Regions from separate parts of the Homo sapiens genome. Here region 2 is linked to region 1. A link is a loop called in an ENCODE intact Hi-C map of the cell type or tissue named here. Cell type or tissue: MCF 10A. All regions are shown on one strand.

Region 1 (8,000 bases):
TTTTCTAACAACTCTGGTCCTGACTACTTTCTCTTGTTTCTGGACCCCTGATACTTGCACTCTTGTTTATCACTTTGTTGCTTCATTATACACTGTCATAATCTCAGTTTGTTTCACAAAGAATGGCAGCACTAAACACAGAGTGAAAATCTCACTTCTTGTTTCTACCATAATCATAAATTGGCATTAGAGTCTCAATGGACAATTGCTGACAGAAATAGAACCAACATAACCAAAAAAATATTTTAAAATGTATAGTGTCACAAAAGAATTCATTAATTCAACTTTAAATTAATACAACCGGGCCAGTTGTCTACGGAAATGGCTGGAGCCTAATTTGTGTTTCCTGTCCTCTATTGTGTCCGATTCAATAGCACAGGGAGTGTCGGCGTCATAATATCAGCCCAGATTCAAATTAGGAAAACAGGATCCACCCTGTGTTGTCCACATATGAAGGAGTTTAAAATAGAAAATTAGGCACTTATGCTACCACTGAAAGAGCTAGGAGCGCTAAGGTCAAAGAAGCTATCACCAACAGTCTCAGCTTGATTTGCTAAATTGGATGGTTCCTATTACTCTCTAGGGAACTGCTGTGAACCTCATGTCTATTCAGGTGTCAGCCTGTGACTATTTCCAGGAAATAGTGGCTTCCTCTCATCCACTTTCCAAAACACATGTGAGTGGTTTTCATTGGCACATTTTAATTTGAACCAAATGGGGAAGAGCATTCTAGAAATTAGAATTTGCTTTGTCCTCTACTGTCATTAGAAGAGGAGATATGTGAACAGGGTGGTGATGCAAATTTGGTAATAAACAATTCAGTAAAGTCACACAGACCAAATACAATAAATAGAATACAATTTGTCCTCCGCTTTGTAGAATGCCCCACTTATACAGTCATACTTAACCCGAAGTTTTTTGCAAACAACACACAGAGGTGCCTTACCCTCCAGGGCTTCGGAAGTATCAGCTCTGTCCCCAGTTGTTGATGTAGCCACTTGGAATCCTTGGCCCAACAGTTCTTCAAATTCCCTACACTTGTTTCCAATATTGAAGATACCCAGGATTAAGACCTAAGGCTTCTAACACCCTCTCTAGTCAGTGGCACATGTCTAGGGTCTCTCAAAGATCTTAGTGAGGCAGACACACTGGAATCTTCCCCACAGTATTGTGGACATTCTGGCCTCACTTTGTGCACTGTAGTGGATTCATTGATGAACCCCAGAATTTAGGGTGGAGCCATAAGAGTACAATCCCCAAATGAATTCTGCAAGTACACGAGACACTACACACCTCCTCACAGTGACACAAACAAGCCCAACATGTGCTGAACAGCCTGAACAATTCCAAAAAAAAAGGCTACACATATCAAACTCCTATCCAGTGCCTGAGACAGACTACCTCTCCAATCAATGCTTCAGAGAGGAATTTCTCTTCTATCCAGTGCCGAGGAGGCACCAATCTCATCCCTAACAATGATGCAGAGAGACAGACGCCCCTTCCATGATGCTGAATACGCTGTGGCCTTGGCCATCCCATGCTGCAAATGTTGTCTCCTCCTCAATCTACTTTTTGAGACCCTCTCTACCCTCCCCCATTTCTAATACATTTGAACCTTTCCATTCCAGTTCTGCCTTCATTAGGGCTACAAAAACCCTCACCCCTGGCTGGCTAGTTCTCTAAATTCACCGGCCTCTCTCCTAAAGAGTTTTATTCTGTACTGTCCACAGGTTGTGTCCCACCACAACCATTTATCAGCCATTCCCCCAGCTGCAGAAACCTGGCTCTTCTCATATTCTAGGCTGCAGACAAGCCTGCCTCCCTCCAACCACACCTGCAGGCTCTCTTACCCTTGTCCATCCCCTGATGATCTCCCTCCTTCCCCAACTAGGCAGAAATTAAACAGAACTTCAAAGTACTGCATTGCCAAGAACTACAGAGGAACCTATCACTGCCATTACAGTGCTACAGACACCTCCCCTCTCCAACCAATGTGTCAAATAGACTCAGCCTCCCCCATCCATTCATCCATTAAATAGGAGCTACTCTCTTCTTGCCATCCCCCATTCATTGCTCTAAACAGTATCTTCTGAGCATACGGTATAGGAAACACCCTGGTTTTCTCAGGGCACATTGAGACACACATTGGTTTTTTCTTTTCAAGTTGTAGATGTGAGACTTAGGAAAGATCACCAGACTAATTACATAAAAGCCATTTGCAAAATCTTCATTGCCTATTAAGAACATACTAATTCAAGGATGCCCTCAATCCAGATTCTGCTTACTGTCAACCTTATCTTTTACTTTTCCCATGGAATTCTATGTGGCCGTATTAAAGTGTACTCCAAAACACATACAAAGCTAACTGTAGCTGACAGAGTTCCTTGACTGCTCAACTTGTATTCTCTTTTTTCATTACCCTTCTGTTTCTTCCTGGCCAACAGATCTCCAGGTGTGTTTAGGTGACATTATACCCAGATCTGGAGAATGGCTCATGATTGGGCTAAGAGAGTAAGGAAACCCCATATACTTTTCCCACTGGTTGGTCCAGAGGAGGTGTAAAGCCTAGTTGTGGCCAAAAAGATGCGAGAAAAATAAGCTAGGAGGTACCTGAAAAGATTATTCTCCCTGAAAAAGAAAAACAAAAAAGAAAAGAAAAGAAATGAGATATACTAGAATACCCCTTACCACATTTTTACCCTCCAGCTCTGGATACTGTTCTGTGAGTCCCAATAGCTGGGCAGTCTATATGAGCCTCTGGAATTAATAAATGCCTTTCTGGAGATATCACATTGATTTGGCCAGTTTTTAAAATAATTTGAAACAACAATTGGTTGTAGGTAGTCAAGAGAAGATTCAATCCCAAAATAATCCTTTAGAGTTCTCTTTGGAAGAAATCAATTAGAACAAGATTGAGATGGAATTTAAGTTAAATAAATGCAGGAAACATGAGGGAGATTAGTCACTTGGGCTATTTTCCATCATAAGAGAGCCAAATGTAGCCTTAAACAAATGTGGCATTTTGTTTCTCCATCTGTAATATTTGTTTAATTTAAAAAAGAAATACTCAGGGTATCTGCATTCTAGTGTGCACTCATGCACTCTCTCTCCCTCTCTCCCACCTCCTCCCTCAATATTGCCCTTAGAATTATCTTAAAATTGGAGGAGGGGGACAGGAGGCAGTTGTCATGGCATAAAGATGCTGAAGTAAAATTAAACTTCTGAACCCATCGGAGCTATATTTGCCAAAAGTACTTGAGAAACAGAAAGATAAAAATCATGTGAAGAGATTTTTTTTTAAGAATTCAATGTAACCTCTTGCTTTCCTCAATGTTTGAGTCATCTACAGAACAAAGAAATCTAGGTCTTATCTGTGAGAGCTTTAGACCCAACTAGATTGTAATCACAGCAACCCCGGGATTTTGCATAGTTTCTTTCTACTACCCTGGTATGGCTAATAAATAAGTTCAAACAAAACAGCCCAGGAAAGCATTGAATTAAATTATACAGTACCATTTCTCCAGGTATTGAGCTAAAGAGAATGGAGCTAAAATTGCCCTGCTGTCTTGTCATTACCCTATTTCTAATTCTGTCATTTTCTTTCCAAAAATCTCACGCATTTTGCAGGTTCTCTTAGTAGATCTGTTCCATGAATGAGCAACTGGACAGTTCTCAGTCACAGTCTGGTGGTTTATTTGTGAATACACAGAAACAGCCAGAGAGAGAGGCAGGAGCAGAACTCTCACTTCTGTCATCTTGGTATTTGTAGCTGTGCTCATGTTCCAAAGCTACGAGGTTAGGGAGAAGGAGGAAAGAGAAGAGAAATTGGAATCTCCATAAAAACACTGCAATTATCTTGAACTTTCCATATGCAGACCTTTATGGACTTCTATGGTTGAAAATAAATTCTTTATTGATTTCACTGTAGTAATTTACAGCTCCAAGGTAATCAAATTGGTGGATAACTTGGAATAGTCTTAGACTTATGCAACAAGAAACAAGCACAGAAATGCATTTTCGTTAGTAATATCAATCTCAGAGTTCCTAAAGCAGATATGCCTTGTTTTTGGCAAGTATCTGCAGAGATAATCATTCCAGGTGGCACCTTCAAGACCAACAGAGAAGGATCCCTAGGAAGAGAGAAATGGAGAGTAATGTAGAGCTATTGCCATCTAGTGGCTCATAACAGAGACATCAGGTGCCTTTTCACATGAACAGAATTTTTTTCAAAGGCATAAATATTTTGTGATTTTATTTCACTGCTCTTTGCATGTATATATGGATTAAAACTCATTTAAAGAATTCATGGATGCTTATTTTTATATGAGAACAATTCCAACCTCTAGCCATGTTGAAATTTTCATTCATTTATCAAACATTTATTGAGCCTAGCCAGGCCTTGTGCTTAACACTAGGGACACAGAAATGAGCCATTCTCAGAGCTCCTGTTTCAAGTTGCAGTTCAAAAGCTATGCCCAGTTGTTCTGGAATTCATGTGTGATCCAAGTGCACCCCTGCATATTTAAAAAATTCTAAATAGACAGATGGATACACATATAAACACAAACATACATAAGTTAATACAGCACTACGTATTATGCACAGTACAAATCATTTACCAAAATACACCTTTCTACAAAGAATATAAGAAACATGAATTAAGATTATTGAAGCACTTCAATTATATTTTTAATCAAGTAAAAAATCCGTATTCAAAATCTTACTAAGTTTATTATAAATATTTTTAACATTGTAATGTGATGGACTATGTTCCATCATTTAAATGAAATCTTGGTTTAATGCTTTATGATGCAGAATTGAAGGTCTGATTCTCTTCATTGTGTTTTGATATTTGGCTTTGATGACAGTGATAGCTACAAAATACTTCTCAAGAGATCTATGGATCCAAGAGATACACCACTATCTACACTTTCTGAATCATGATATTAATTTCTTAATCCCACTGACAACATTTCTTGTTCACTTGTTAAAATTTAACAAATTCCCTCCTCCCTAATGTCGAAATCAGAATTTAAAAATATTTATTGAAGTTTTACTTGCTTTTTGATTGACAAATGAGAACTATATATGTATTGGGGATACAATGTGATGTTTTGTTATATGTATACCTTGCGGAATCAGACTTCTGGTGAATGAATCAGAAGGGATTTCATTTTAATATTTTCACTGAATGGCCTTAAAATCTGCTGAAATTCTTTATTTAGAGGATCTTAAGACAGGTTAGAGAATTCTATCTCAATTTTATTTTAATCTAAGATATGAGAAGTTTATAAGAAATGAGACATATCATCTTCGACAACGACGATGCAAACGTTTCCGAATATCCATTTTGAACATTCTTTCCCCATTGCAGGATTAAAACCAAAGCAAATAGTTACTTTCTCACTCATTGTCAGAATGTCACCTTTACCTTGAAAGGAGACAATAAGTGTCTTTATCTTTTCTGAAGATCTCTGTTAGACAGTAGTGTATTGACAGCTACTTGTCATTACAGAAAAGGTCAGGAAATTTGGAACTCTTGTCATTTAGTGTAAGAAAAATGTTATTCTTTTATTTCTTTGCCAAAAGATAACAGGAGATCTGTGCTGAACAAAACAAAAATAAAAACAACACATAAAATAGATTTATATGATGCCATCTTGTGTCAGTATTATAACATTCCAGTATTATAAATATTTTACTCTTTATGATACAAAATTCATAAATCCTGTGAGAACTGCTCTATGATGCACTGAGCATGAACGGACATGTGAGTGTGCAGCTGTCAACCCCTTTGAGTTGTGGAATTTATATTCTTCCCTCAGGATACAACTTATACCTTAAGTGACACATGGCCCAAGTGAGGAAGCCACTGCCAATCATATATATTACTAAAGCATAATTTTTAGGCTATTCTATAAAAGTGAGTATAAATAGCTGGTTTTTTGTTTTTGTTTTTGTTTTTGAGACGGAGTCTTGCTCTGTCGCCCAGGCTAGAGTGCAGTGGCCTGATCTCAGCTCACTGCAACCTCCACCTCCCAGGTTCAAACGATTCTCCCGCCTCAGCCTCCCAAGTAACTGGGATTACAGGCACCCGCCACCGCACCTGGCTAATTTTTGTATTTTTATAGAGATGAGGTTTCACCATGTTGGCCAGGCTAGTCTTGAATTCCTGACCTCGCAATCCACCTGCCTCAGCCTCCCAAAGTGCTGGGATTGGCATGAGCCACTGCGCCCGGCCATAAATAGCAGTTTTAACATTTCCTTCCCTTCATCACTTTGGAGATCTTTGGGAGGCCTTTGTGTCATTTCAGGTTTTAATGTTCTGTCCTCTGCCCTGAAAAGCAAGAACTCTCAGGAGCCTTCATATTGGTGGTAGTTCCAAAGTAGAAACTGTTGGTTATGGGGCCAGTTCTGTGTAAGTATAGTTGGGTACCCCCAAAGACCTAGATGTGTCTGCGGATAGTTGGCTGGTAGTTTGTGCGCCACAGAAGCTAATTTTAAATCTCCGTTAGCTCCCAGTAGCTTCTATACCTTCCATTGGGAGCTCACAGAGACTGGCTCAAGGGAGCACAGCCTCCTCTGGGAAGCAGCCTCCACTTAGAGAGCAGGCGTCCTCTGAGGCTGCTCCAGGCCTCTCTGGGGTGCTGTTTTAGATTCCCTCAGCCAGACTTTCCTTCATTCAGGGTATCTTAGTGTTACACACCTCATCGTGAAGAAGGAGCCTTGTAGGCTTAGGCTTTTGGGCCTGCTCAAGCTGCAGGTCCTATGGCAGAATTAGAGCCTGGCAACTCAGGAGCATCGGTAAAGCTGACAGCCCTTGGGCTCTGGAAAGAGCAAGAATCTGAGCACCCTGGAGCCCTGCACATCTGATAGTGCCATCCCAGAGAGCCAGTAGGAGATGGGGAGAAGGCTTAGGGCATCAGGACTGCTGGTGGAGGCAAATGTTGGATTCCAAGGCTTTTTTCTGAGTTTGGAAATGAAGTCCAGCCCCCGCACACTGGGGAGGATCCAAGCCACGTTTTATTTTATCTTCTTCCAGTCTTGTGGACCAAAGCTAGCAGGATTAACTGCATCTAGCAGCGTTAGTGGATCAGGGATTCTAGTTAAATCCCATCTCTATTCCTCGTAGATACTTTCCAGGAATCAAAGCAAGCAGAAATGTTTCACTTAGGTTTTTGCAAAAGGGCTGTAGAATCAAATATTGGGCAATAACTTTATTTCTAATAAAAGATATGGCTATTGCTTCAAATTATTAATCTATCCCCACAAAAGTGTGATATATTTGTTCTATTTCTGTGTAAAGATGACTGAATTGTAATATTTTGATTTCTGATGACTTTGTTTATGTCAAAAATAGTTGGAGAATCTTGCTGAAGGATGGAAAATACAAGTCACATATATTGCCACTTGTCTACTCTAAGCCCATGGCAGGCGTCACTACTTAGCTATTCCTTTTGTGTGGTGCTTTTTGGGATCCTTCCAGCATGGCCAGCATGAAACTTAGTCTATATAAGAGAGGTAAAGAATTGTTACCTTACTTTATTGTCTTTTAAAAATGTTTTCTTATGAAAAATTCTCACATACAAAGAAAGAGAACGGTATTATGAGCCCCCAAGTACTCATTACTGTTTATCAGAAAGTATTTACAATTTGAAAGTTCATTTCGTCTATTCAACTTCACCCCATGCACACACAAATATACATACATATATATAATATATTATTTTAAAATACAATTAAATATAACATCAAGTTTCCAGATAATAGCTGTTCAGAAAATTAATTTTTGAGAACCCTCTTTGTGCCCCTGCCCTCATTCAAAGATGATGATGAAGGCTCCTGTAAAACTGTATGTTCACATAGGCTTCTCCTGCCCTTAGAACATTCGAGAAGAGCTGGTAAATTTATCCTACACCGAACTTCAAAGTCCTGTGGCTCTGGAGCTTTTGTACCAGGCTCTGCCATCTGAATCTCAGCCTGCATTCCAGCCCCAGGGT
Region 2 (8,000 bases), 1.8 Mb before region 1:
GTGGCTGAACTAATTTACATTCCCACCAACAGTGTATAAGTGTTCACTTTTATCTGAAGTTTCACCAAATCTGTTCTTTTTTGACTTTTTAATAATAGCTATGCTGACTGGTGTGAGATGGTATCCCATTGTGGCTTTAATTCGTATTTCTCTGATAATGATATTGAAGATTTTTTCATATATGTTTGTTGCTTCTTATGTCTTCTTTTGATAAACATCTATTCATGTTTTTTACTTGGTATTTGTTTTTTATAGATTCCGGATATTAGACCTTTGTCAGAAGCATAGTTTGTGAGTATTTTTTCTCATTATGTAGGTTGTCTGTTTACTCTTTTGATAGTTTCTTTTGCTGTGCAGAAGCTCTTTAGTTTAATTAGGTCCCACTTGTTGATTTTTGTTTTTGTCGCAAATGCATTTGGGGACTTAGCCAAAAATTCTATGCCAAGACCAATGTTGAGAAGGGTATTTTTTGGTTTTCTTCTAGGATTTTTAGAGTTTAGATCTTAAATTTAAAACTTTAATTCACCCTGAATTAATTTTTTGACTATAATGAAAGATAAGCAGTTTCATTCTTCTGAATATAGGTATCCAGTTATCCCAGAACCATTTCTTGAATAGGAAGTCCTTTCCCCATTGCTTGTTTTAGTTTGCCTTGAAGATCAGATGGCTTATTTCTGAGTTTTCTCTTCTGTTCCATTGGTCTATGTGTTTGTTTTTGTACTGGGACCATGCTGTTTTGGTTATTTTAGCCTTATGGTATAGTTTGAATTCAGGTAGTGTGATGCCTCTGTCTTTGTTCTTTTGCTTTGGATTGCTTTGGCTATTTGGGCTCTTTTTTGTTTTTATATGTTAGAATAGTTTTGCTAATCCTGTGAATAACATTGGTAGAGTGATAGGAACAGCATTGAATCAATAAATTACTTTGGGCAATATGATCATTTAAATAATATAGATTCTTATAATCCATGAGCATGAAATGTTTTTCCATGTTTTGTGTGTGTTGACTCTGATTTCTTTCACCATTGTTTTGTAGATCTCCTCGTGGAAATCTTTTATCTCCTTGGTGAGATACATTCCCAGGTCTTTTCTTTGTGGATATTGTAAATGAGATTGTGTTCTTGATTTGGTTCTCCCATGAATGTTACTAGTGTATAAAAATGCTACTGATTTTCATACATCGATTTTGTAGCCTGAAATTTTATAAAGTTATTTATCGATGCTAGTAACCTTTTGGCAGAGTCTTTAGGGTATTCTGGCTATAGAATCATACTATCAGTGAAGAAAGATAATTTGAGTTCTTTTTTTCCTATTTGGATGCCTTTTGTTTCTTTCACTTGCCTGATTGCGCTAACTAGAATATTGAGTATTATGTTGATTGGGGTGGTAAGAATGATCATCCTTATCTTGTTCCAGTTCTCAAGGGGAATGTTTCCAGCTTTTAGCTATTCAAAATGATTTTGACTGTGGATGTGTCATAGATGACTTATTTTTTTGAGGTATGTTCCTTGGATGCCTAGTCGATTGAGGATTTTTATCGTGAAGGTATACTGGATTTTATCAAAACTTATTTCTACATCTATTGAGATGACTATATCATTTTTGCTTTTGATTTGTATATGTGGTGAATTACATTTATTGATTTACATATGTTGAACAAGGAATAAAGTTTACTTGAACGTGGTGTTTTAACTTTCTGGTCTGCTGCTGGATTCATTTTGCTAGTATTTTACTGAGGATTTTTGTGTTTAGGTACATCAGGGACATGGGCCTAAGGTTTCCTTTTTTTGTTGTGTCTCTGCCAGATATTGGTATCAGGTTGAGGCTGGCTTCATATATTGACTTAGGGAGAAGCCCCTCCTCCTTGATTTTTTGGAATAGTTTCAATAGGATTGGTATCAGTTCTTGTAAGCCTGATACAATTTGGCTCTAAATCCATCTGTTTAATGGATTTTTGTTTGTTCGATTGGTAGGTTGTTTATTATTAATTCAATTTCAGAACTCAATATTGGTCTATTAAGGGTTTCAATCTCTTCCTGATGCAATCTTGGGAGATGGTATTTTTTCCAGGAATTTACTCATTTCCTCTAAATTTTACAATTTATGTGCATAGAGTTGTTTGCAGTATTCTCTGAAGATCTGTTGTAGTTTTCTGGTATGAGTTGTAATGTCATCTTTGTCATTTAACATTGCACTATTTGGATCTCTTCTGTTTTTGATAATCTAGCTATCATTTTTTTTTTGAAGGAACAACTCTTGGTTTAATCAATCTTTTGTATGGTTGTTTGCATCTCAATTTTTTCATTTCATCTCTAATTTTAGTTGTTTTTCTCCTGCTAGCTTTGGGGTTGGTTTGCTTTTTGTTTTCTAGATACTTTAAGTGTGATATTAGGTTATTGTGAGATCTTTGTAAGTTTTTGATATGAGCATTTAGCATTATAAACTTTCCTCTTAACATGGTTTAGCAGTGTCCCAGAGATTCCAATATGTTGTATCTTTGTTCTCATTAATTAAAAAATTCTTGATTTCTTTCTTAATTTTGAAGTTCCCTAGGAATTATTCAGGATCAGATCATTTAAATTCTGTATATTTGTGCAGTTTTGAGAGATGTCCTAATGATTACTATTTTTACTGTACTATGGTCCTAGAGTGTACTTGCTATGATTTAAAATTTTTTGTATTTATTGAGACTTGCTTTATGATCAAATATGTGGTCAATCTTAAAATACCTATCTTAAAATACCAATCTAAAATGTGTGCAGATGAGAAAAATGTATACTTTGTGATTTTTCAGTGGATTGTTGTGATGATGTCTATTAGGTCGAATTCATCTAGTGTTGCGTTTAAGTCCAGAGTTTCTTAATTTTCTGCCTCAATGATCTGTTTAACATGGTTAGTGGGCTGTTGTAAGTCTCCACTAGTATTGTGTGGCTGCTAAGTCTTCACAGAGGGCAAGAACAACTTGTTTTATGGATCTGGGGCTCTAATGTTGAGTATATATATTTAGGATAGTTAAGTCCTCTTTTTGGATCATACCCTTTAACATTATATAATGGCTTTTTGTCCTAATTTTTTATCATTTTAAAATCTATTCTCTCTGATATAAGAATGATTCCTGTTCTTTTTAATTTTCTGTTTGCATGATAGATCTTTCTCCAACCCTTTACTTTGAGTCTGTGGGTGTTGTTACATGTGAGATGGGTCTCTTGAAGACAGCAGATGGTTGAATCTTGTTTTTTTTTTTTTTACAGTTTGCCACTCTATGTATTTTAAGTGGGGGCATTTAGTCCATTTGCATTCAGGATTAGTATGGATGTGTGAGATTTTCATCATGTTATTGCATTTTTAGTTGGTTGTTATGTAGACTTGGTTGTGTATTAGCATTATACTGCCTGTGGGCTATGTGCTTAAGTGTGTTTTTGGGGTAGCAGGTGTCATTATTTTAATTTGATATTTAGCACTCCCTTAAGGTCATCTTGTAAGACTGATCTAGTTGAAAGGAACTCCTTCAGCATTTGCCTATCTAAGAAGCATTTTATTTCTCTTTAAATTATCAAGCTTAGTTTGGCTGATATGAAATTCTTGGTTTGGAATTTCTTTTCTTTAAAGATGCTGAAAATAGGCACCTAATCTCTTCTGGATTGTAAGGTTTCTGCTGAGAGGTCTGCTGCCAGCCTGATGGAGGGTCCCTCTTTATATGACCTGATCTTTCTCTTTAGCCGATTTTAAGCTTTTATCTTTTGCATTGACCTTAGTGAATCTGATGACTATGTACCTTGGGGTTGCTCATCTTTTACAGTATCTAGCCAGGGTTCTCAGTATTTCTTGAATTAACATGTCAAACTCTTCAGTGAAATTAGGGAGTATTTTGTTAACTATCTCTTTAAAAATATTTTCCAAGTTGCTTATTATTTCTCCTTCTCTCTCAGGAATACCATGTGTCATAGGTTTGGTCTCTTTACATAATCTCATATTTCAGGAAAGTTTCGTTCATTTTTAAATATTTTTATTTTGTCTGACTGAATTGATTCAAAGAACTGAGCTTTGAGCTCTGATATTCCTTTCTCACCTTGTTCTATTCTGTTCTTAATACTTTTGATTACATTATGAAATTTTTGTAGTTAATTTTTCAACTCTAAAAATTTGGCTTGCTTCTTTAACATGGTTATATTGCATTTCAGTTATTGGATTGTTTTACTGTATTCCTTGGATTCCTTCTATTGTCTTTCAACTTTCTTCTTAATCTCAATAAGCTTCTTTGTCATCTCGATTCTGAATTCCATGTCTGTCATTTTAGTCATTTCAGACTAGTTAAGAACAATTGCTGAGGAGTTAATGGATCCATTTGAAGGTAAGGGAACATTCTGGTTTTTTTTTTTTTTTTTTTTTTTTTTTTAATTGTCAGAGTTCTTGCGCTGATTCTTTCTAATCTGGAAGGGGATGGTTTTTTCTAACTATGGTATAAGTTGAGTATAGTCAATTAGCTTTATTTCTGGATGTTTTCAGAGGGACAAAGCTCTATACAGGGTCTTTATTAGTGGTTGAATTCTTGCCTTTGGTTTCACAGGGAGATATATTAGCAAAATATTTTTGGTGTTGTAGTTTGGGCTGTAATCCAGTAGATGGCACTTAAGAGTAATGGGTGGTTGGTAGGCTCTTATCTGTCAGCTTCTCTATTTCCTCATCCATCCTTATCCATGGATTCATTTGCATCCATGCTCTGCTATGCTGTGGAAAGCAAGATGACCCCCTCACCTAGTCTGCTCCTGGGCCTGGGGGGATTCCCCTCCCATCACTGGCAGTGCACCTGTATTTTTTTTTTTCATTGTTAGGTATCTGGGCAATGGGGCTCCCTGGGCAGAGGTCAAGTCAGGGAAATAGGCCACACCCTTTCCTGGCTGGACTTGTGAGGAGAGGCATGCCCAGCTTCCACTCCAACTTAGGAACCTATGCATCTGACACCTCTCAGTGCTGTGAGAGTGTGGGGTCCTTTCCTGCTCAAGTGCCAGCCACAGATACCAGCTTGGTACTCCTGAGCTTAGCAGTTCTGGGCCTCCACGATTGACTGGTGGCTTCATCCTCTGGACCCTCCAAGTCAAATTCTGGATGCAATGGGGGATCTGAAGTACTCCCAGGCCACTGGGAACATAATCAGGTGAAGCAAAACACCCAGGCTGAGTAGCAGGGGCTGCTCTGTGCAAATGCTCCTGCAGGATGGCCAGACAGGGGACCTGGGAGGGGCTGGTGGGCAGGAGCACCTACAGAACAGATGTACCCTAGTCCCTGGATAAGGTCTTTTATTTTTATTTTTTTGGCTATTCTCTTCCCTAAGCCGCAATAGGTTTTCACAAGAGTAATTTTTGGTGGTCTTCTTTAAGCAGCTCAAAGTTTTTGGAAATAAATGAGATAAGGAGAAAGAACCCAGACAGAGTTTCATACCTATCCTATAGCAGCTGTTATTTCTCTTTTCCAAGTTCTACATGACAAGGGAGGCCTTCTTAAGAATCTTGTCAATCTTATTTGTCAGCACTTGTTTTGGTATATGAAAAAGAGTCTATGAATAGATGTAAATTTCCCTTGTTTATGTGACCATCAGTTTCTATTTTTCTCACTAGTTTTCATTCAGTCTTTAGCAATATGTTAAAATTTTTAATGGAATTTCTTTTACTGATACCTGCTGGAGTTAGACACAAGTAATCAAGTTCTCATCTCCCTTGTCTCATTGGAAACGCCAGTCTTCACTTAGATTTTAGGTTGTTAATCTGTGACCTTAGAAAAATAACAAACTTGCAGATTATCTGGCATTATTTTTGCTTTTAAGAGTGGATTCAGTGTTCTTTCCAGCTTTCTACATACTAAGTGGAAGACAGAACCCAACATTTTTGTTGTGCTTTTTTTTTTTTTTTCCTACTGTCTATTCCTTTCACAGCCATAGTTTCTACCATGACATGGTGAGAGGGACTGGCTAACAAGAGCTGAATAAATTGTGATAACCAAGAAGAACACCTTGGAAGCTGTTTACAGGATGGATCCTTTTTCTGACACACACAGTAGTAGGACAGTTTTACTATCTCTGCCTTTGTGGCTGATTGTTGATTGTTTACCTTTTAAGTTAAAGTTTTATTCTGAGATCATTGTAGATTCATTTATAGTTGTAAGATATAATACAAAGAGCCCATGTTCCCTTTATTCAGTTTCTCTCAAAGATAACCTTTTTCAAAACTGTAGTGTATATCACAGTGAGTATACTGACATTGATACAGCCAAGATACAAAACAGTCCCATGTGGTCATTAGTTTTTGACTCAAAGCGTTCTAACGTTTTCTAATTCTTTTTCCAGAATGAGTCTAGTTTTCTTAGCAAAGTCTAGTTCTGGTTCTGTACCTGTTTCTGATTTGTGCATGTCCATTCAATTGGTGACAAATATCTGGAGATCTGATTTTACAGCCTATGGGATGATGTCAATTGGTAGCATAAAATAAAAATTATCCAGTTATATTTTATGGATTATTAAATTATATATTTATTTTTCTTGAGGATTGTTGTACCTCTATCTTCAGTATGGTATAATTTTCTTGCCAAGCAGAGCTCAGATAACTAAGTGTATGTATATATACAGGTATACAAAGTACTTGCTATAATGGAGAATGGGATGTGTATCTTCAAGATCTTTACCACAGCCAAGCAGTGATTTTGTGCATGTTGTGCCTTTTTGATTCATGATTGTTGTTAAGTCTGATGTTAATAACACAGCTGTGTGTAAATGAAAAAAAAATTATTAACAATAGAAAGGTCATTAAAATTTTATTTTTTAATTTATTTTAATTTATTTATTTTTGAGGCAGAGTCTCACTCTATCACCCAGGCTGGAGTGCAGTGGCATGATCTCAGCTCACTGCAACCTCTGCTTCTTGGGTTCAAGCAATTCTCATGACTCAGCCTCCTGAGTAGCTGGGATTACAGGTGCACACCACCACGGCTGGGTAATTTTTGTATTTTTAGTAAAGATGGGGTTTCACCATTTTGGCCAGGCTGGTCTCAAACTCATGACCCCAAGTGATGAGACTGCCTTGGCCTCCCAAAGTGCTGGGATTACGTGCATGAGCCACCATGCCCGGCCTCCATTAATATTTTATATTGGTCTGTTTATAATTGTACTACTTTTGGGTATATGACCAATTTTCTAACTCACACATGCATGACCTGCTCTCTCTCTTCCTCTCTGCCTGTCTGTCTGCCACTCTCTCTCTCTCTCTCTCTCTGAAAACTCTGAGGTATGTTAATCATATATTTCTGCTCATAATCTGTGCATTTACTAAAGACAAACAAATCTACCATGAAATGAGAGAAGATGTATTAGCCAAGTAACAGTTTTTAGCTATATTGAGGTATAATTGACATATAATTGATATAGAAATAGCTATAATTGAAATAGAAATAACCCAGAAATTAAACCCAGCTATAATTGAAATAGAAATAACGCACACACATACAGTCAACTAAACTTCAGCAAAAAACAAGAATATACAATAAAGACAAGAAAATTATTCTGGCAAATGATGTCTGGAAAACTGAATATTCACACTCAAAGAAAAGAAATTGAACCCCTATCTTATGCCATACACAAAATCAACTTAGATAATTACAGACTTAAACCGAAGACCTGAAAATGTAAAAATCGTAGAAAAAAACAGGGAGAAATCATCATGACATTGAACTCAGCGATGATTTCATAGATATGACACTAAAAGCAGTAAGAAACAAAAGAAAAAGTAAAATGGGACTCTGTCAAATTCAAAAGCTCCTCCACATCAAAGGACACAATCAACAGAGTGAAAAAGCAAACTATGGGTTGATAGAACATATTTACAAACTGTATATCTGATAAGGAATGCAAATGGTCAATAGGTTTATAAAAATGTACTCAACAGCATTAGTCATAAGGAAAATGCAGATCAAATGATATCACCTCACACTTGTTAGGATGGTTTTTAGTTTTTTAA

Evidence for each region. A loop is a pair of places that touch in the nucleus more often than their neighbours do. Peaks named below come from ENCODE experiments on the same cell type or tissue, not always from the same donor. Only the 100,000 strongest peaks of a DNase experiment are listed, where the experiment ranks them.
Region 2: a loop joins it to region 1, with 6 times the contacts of the local background. A loop is called at or near these places in 4 of 110 quality-filtered maps.

What each region holds. Positions count from the first base shown.
Region 1 is chr9:104,382,483-104,390,482 of GRCh38, forward strand. No RefSeq gene overlaps it. Among named protein-coding and RNA genes, the nearest start is that of OR13F1, 120 kb to the right of the region's middle. In MCF 10A, a CTCF peak has its summit at 4,184 (motif pointing left); no DNase peak of the experiment used is centred here.
Region 2 is chr9:102,627,141-102,635,140 of GRCh38, forward strand. The region is part of intron 3 of LINC00587 (long intergenic non-protein coding RNA 587); the gene reads left to right. Among named protein-coding and RNA genes, the nearest start is that of LINC00587, 110 kb to the left of the region's middle. In MCF 10A, a CTCF peak has its summit at 4,618 (motif pointing right); no DNase peak of the experiment used is centred here.